Regions from separate parts of the Homo sapiens genome. Here region 2 is linked to region 1. A link is a loop called in an ENCODE intact Hi-C map of the cell type or tissue named here. Cell type or tissue: heart left ventricle. All regions are shown on one strand. Region 1 has its middle 20 kb from the start of NSD1. Region 2 overlaps NSD1 (nuclear receptor binding SET domain protein 1).

Evidence for each region. A loop is a pair of places that touch in the nucleus more often than their neighbours do. Peaks named below come from ENCODE experiments on the same cell type or tissue, not always from the same donor. Only the 100,000 strongest peaks of a DNase experiment are listed, where the experiment ranks them.
Region 2: a loop joins it to region 1, with 2.1 times the contacts of the local background. A loop is called at or near these places in 14 of 110 quality-filtered maps.

What each region holds. Positions count from the first base shown.
Region 1 is chr5:177,112,769-177,115,268 of GRCh38, reverse strand. No RefSeq gene overlaps it. Among named protein-coding and RNA genes, the nearest start is that of NSD1, 20 kb to the left of the region's middle. In heart left ventricle, a CTCF peak has its summit at 1,215; DNase peaks (open chromatin) are centred at 1,208 and 1,451; H3K4me3 peaks cover 719 bases; H3K27ac peaks cover 612 bases.
Region 2 is chr5:177,196,477-177,198,976 of GRCh38, reverse strand. The region is part of intron 3 of NSD1 (nuclear receptor binding SET domain protein 1); the gene reads right to left. Among named protein-coding and RNA genes, the nearest start is that of NSD1, 64 kb to the right of the region's middle. In heart left ventricle, no CTCF peak of the experiment used is centred here; no DNase peak of the experiment used is centred here.

The DNA.
Region 1 (2,500 bases):
TCTTTTTGTATTTTTAGTAGAGATGGGGTTTCGCCATGTTTGCCAGTCTGGTCTCAAACTCCAGATTTCATGTGATCCGCCCGCCTCAGCCTCTCAAAGTGCTGGGATTGCAGGTGTGAGCCACCTCGCCCAGCACACAAGTTACCATTAATAAATATTTCTTTATTGCTGCATGCAAGAGCTTGTAGTGCTGTCTATTGTGACAAGCACACAGTGTGTACTTCATTACTCTGTACTGAATGCATGCAGAAAGGATGTCCGGCATAGTACACGGCACAGAGGAAGTCCTCCATCAAAGTTAGCTCTCTTCCTCTTTAGAAGCTAGGAGGGCCGGGGAATTCAGTCTTGGGAGCCTTGGCTGGGATGGGGGAGGGAAACTGTGGGAACACCGAGGCGTCGTCCCTCAGACAAGCTCTTCCCCAGCGATAGGAACTATCCCAGCGCCTCACCCACAGTGCAAAAGCTACATAAGTGACCTAAACTTCAGAAGTAGAAAGCAAAAGTGAAAGTCTTTGCCCTTGTCCACTCCCAGGGCAGACCTCTGATCTGTCAGCTCAGCAAAGGCAGCACTGCCCAGTGATGGGGGCGGGAGGCTGAACCAGGACTGATGGCCTAGGACAGGCAGCTGCTGCAGCTGTCCTGGGAGACGCACAGACCAGGGTTCAAAACTTGGTTGGAGGCCGCACGTGGTGGCTCACACCTGTAATCCCAGCACTTTGGGAGGCCGAGGCCAGCGGATCTTTTGAGGCCAGGAGTTCAAGACCAGCCTGGCCAAGATGGCAAAACCCCGTCTCTACTAAAAATACAAAAGTTAGCTGGGCATGGTGGTGCGTGCCTGTAATCTCAGCTACTACTCACTAAGCTGAGGCAGGAGAATTGCATGAACCCCAGAGGCAGAGGTTGCAGTGATCTGAGATTGCACCACTGTGCTCCAGCCTGGGTGACAGAGCAAGACTCTTATCTCACACACAAAAACAAAAACAAAATAACAAAACCTGGTTGGGTGATCTTCGGGGTATGAATTGACTTCTGTGAGTCATCATTTTCACCTATAGGCAGGGGATATGAATGGACTAAAGGAGACTCCTTAGATCTCTCCCTAAATCTCCCTCCATCTCTTAGAGGCATCTAGAAAACATTGGTGTTTGGCTTTTGCTTTGGCTGAAAGGGAGGGAGAAGCAGAGGGCTCATGGTGCACTGTCGCCACCGTGTGACTAGCTGGGGAATTGCATGGGGAAGGTTCTCAGGCCCAGGAAAACGTTATCTGGACTGTGGAGTTTGTTGTTGTTGTTTTTTGAGACAAGGTCTATCTCTGTTGCACAGGCTGGAGTGCAGTGGCGCGATCTCGGCTCCACTGCAACCTCCGCCTCCCGGGTTCAAGCGATTCTCGTGCCTCAGCCTCCCGAGTAGCTGGGACCACAGGCGCCTGGCTATGGAGTGCAATGAAGACTGAGATGGGCCCCTGCTGCCAGCATCCTCTTCCACTGCCTACAGTGCTGTCATCTCTGGGGGAGTGAGCAGCCTACCCCTGGGCTTAGGGTACTGGTGGTGCCTTCTCTGGCTCTAGAACTTTTGTTGACTTCTCAGTGTGGCATTCAAGGCTCCTCACAGCTGGCGCCCTGAACACCTGCTCTGTACTTGGAACTCAGAGTGACTTAGCCCAGACCTTCCCCAAGCCATTCTCCCTACTTTATCCTCCCTTCTTGGTCCTCCTGGAGCTCCTTTTGTTTTCTCCCTGACTGAAATGAAGCGCATTTCCCCGGTGAGCATGTTCAGTTCCCGAGATAGTATTCATGGAAAAAGCAACCATTGATGAGTGCCTGCTGTGTGCCCGGTGCTGTGCTGGAGCCTTGTGGGGATTCATTCTACCTACTCTTCACAAACCTCACTGGGCCAATTACTACGATTGTCCCCGTTTTGCAGAAGAGTACAATGAGGCAGGGAAAGGTAAAGCTGTCCACCCAAAGTCATGTAGTCACTGGATGTGACAGAGTCCTGCCTGTAACTGTTAGGCTGCCTAGTATGGTGGGGAGGGCAGACAGACCCAGGTTCAAATCCCCTCCCTACTGCTCTCAGCTTATTTCCCAGCTGTGAGGCTAAGCTTCCTCCTCTGTAGAATGGGAGGGCAGCTCCCACAGGCCATAGGGGCTGGCTCAGAGAGGCAGGCAGCATGTGGGTGCCTAACACGAGGGTATAAGAGGTATGCATGTGGGGTGGGGCTATCAGAGGAGGCAGCCAGGGCCGGTGTGGAGCACACCAGGGTACGCTAGAGTCCCCTCAGGGAGGTCAGGCAGAGGAATTAGGCTGGCACCTTGCAGGGCTGCCCCTGTCTAGCCCAGAAAGACTGGAGACAGGACTGGGAGCCCCAGCTCAGGACCCAGCCAGCAGGAAGTGGGGGGCTCAAGGATCCAAGCCCCCACCATCTCTCTCCTATGCAGCCCCCACCTGTTGCCCCCAAACCCACTTTTGCCTTGTCAGTGCCTTTTGCACTTGGCAACCT
Region 2 (2,500 bases), 84 kb before region 1:
TGCAAATCCACAGAAACAGAAAGTACATTAGTGGTTGCTTAAGGCAAACACGTATGGGTGTGGAAAGATGGAGACAGAGGAAGCTAAAGAGTATGGGGTTCCATGTTAGGGTGATGAATATATTTTCAAATTGACATCTTGGTGAAAACTTCAAGTATGGAGTTGAGTATACAAATCTAAAGCCTGGATAAAGACTATCACTAAGGATATGAATTCAGCTTACTGACGACAATTTAAAACTCAGAGTTAGTAAGACTGTCATTCAAGAAGGATGAAAAAGGGCTATTACAGACTAAATGTTTGTGTCCTCCTGAAATGCATTATTCTGAAGCCTTGACCCCCCCATATGTTGGTGTTTACAGGTGAGGCCTTTGGAGTAAGTAGATTTACTAATTTTATACACTAAATATACTAAGAATACTAAATACTATTACTAGATTAGTAATAGGTCCCTCATGATGGAGGTGACCTCATGATGCAACTAGTCTCCTTAAAAGAAGATGCCACAGTGAGTACTTTCGCTCTCTGCCAAATGACGACACAGCAACAAGGTGGTTATCTACAAGTCAGGAAGACAGCCCTCACTTGGGATCCGAATTGGCTAGCACCTTCATCTTGAAACTTCCCTGTCTCTAGAGTCAAAAATAAATTGGCCAGGCACAGTGGCTCACACCTGTAATCTCAGCACGTTGGGAGGCCAAGGCGGGAGGATCACTTAAGGCCAGGAGTTCAAGACCAGTTCATGCAACATAGGGAGATCTTGTCTCTACAAAAAATATAAAAATTAGCCAAGTGTTGTGGTGCACACCTGTAGTCCCAGCTACTGAGGAGGCTGAGGTGGAAGGAGTGCTGGAGCCCTGGAGCACTGGAGCCTGGGAGATGGAAGTTGCAGTGAGCTGTAATTGTGCCACTGCACTCCAGCCTGAGTGACAGAGCAAGACTCTTTCTCAAAAATAAGACTAATATTAAAATAAAAAATAACAACAAAAAATAAAAATCCTTCTGAATCCTATATACCTATCTGCCTGCAGCATCCTCCCTTCTCTGTCTCTGTCTCCATTGCCTCAAATCAGTCCAATCTAACTTCTACCTCAATGAAACCAACAACAACAAAAAAGGTACTCGTGATCTCCACCTTCTTATCCCTAATGGACATTTTATTTGCTCTCTAGGCAACACTCAGCAAAATTGACCACATCGTCCTTAAACTACAGTGGTCCCAGCTCACGTGAGACTTCACTTTCGATGGTTTCAGTTACCTGTGATACAGTAAAATAAGCTATTGGGGTCGAAGGTAGGGGACAGATTCCCATAACTTTTATTACAGTGTAATTGTTCTGTTTTATTTATTTTTTGAGATGGAGTCTCGCACTCTCGCCCAGGCTGGAGTGCAGTGGCGTCATCTTGGCTCACTGCAAGCTCCGCCTCCCGGGTTCACACCATTCTCCTGCCTCAGCCTGCCAAGTAGCTGGGACTACAGGCGCCCGCCACCCTGCCCAGCTAATGTTTTGTATTTTTAGTAGAGACAGGGTTTCACCTTGTTAGCCAGGATGGTCTCCATCGCCTGACCTTGTGATCCGCCTGCCTCGGCCTCCCGAAGTGCTGGGATTATAGGCGTGAGCCACTGCACCCGCCCTGTTTTATTATTAGTTGTTACTGATCTCTTACAATACCCAATTTATTTTTTATTTACTATTTTTTTTTTTTTAGATGGAGTCTTGCTCCATTGCCCAGGCTGGAGAGCAGTGGTATGATCTCGGCTCATTGCAACTTCCACCTCCCAAGTTTAAGCAATCCTCCTGCCTCAGCCTCCCCAGTAGCTGGGATTACAGGCATCCACCACCACGCCCAGCTAATTTTTTGTGTGTTTTTAGAAGAAACAGGGTTTCACCATGTTGGCCAGGCTGGCTTTCAACTCCTGACCTCAAGTGATCCGCCCGCCTCGGATTCCCAAAGTGCTGGATTGCAGGCGTGAGCCACCACAACCAGCCACAATGCCCAATTTATAAATGATACTTTATAATAGGTATGTATGTACAGGAAAAACATTATATATATGGGATTCAGTACTATCCAGTTTCAGGCATCCACTGAGAATCTTAGAACATATCCCCAGTACATACTACTGTACTCTAGCCACATTCTCCTACTTTTCCTCTTCCACCTGTTTCATCTGATTCTTTTTCATCATTCTTTTTCAGCAAGCTCAGTCTCTTTCATACAGATGTCAAATGATGTCTTCCTCAATGTACCTTTTGTCTCATAGTATCTTTTGTCCCAAAAAATCTCACCCATGCCTTGCCCATGGCTCCAACTAATATGAACAAGAATATGTCCTTTCTGAGTTATAGATGCTCTGGTGTTCTCTCAGTAAATGACGATCTATTCAGCCATCCAGTGATGAAGCTAAAAACGTGGGAGCCATCCTATGATATGGAAACCTGAGAACTGAAAGCCTCAGGACTTCATTCTCCCTCAGTCAACATTATCCAATGCATTA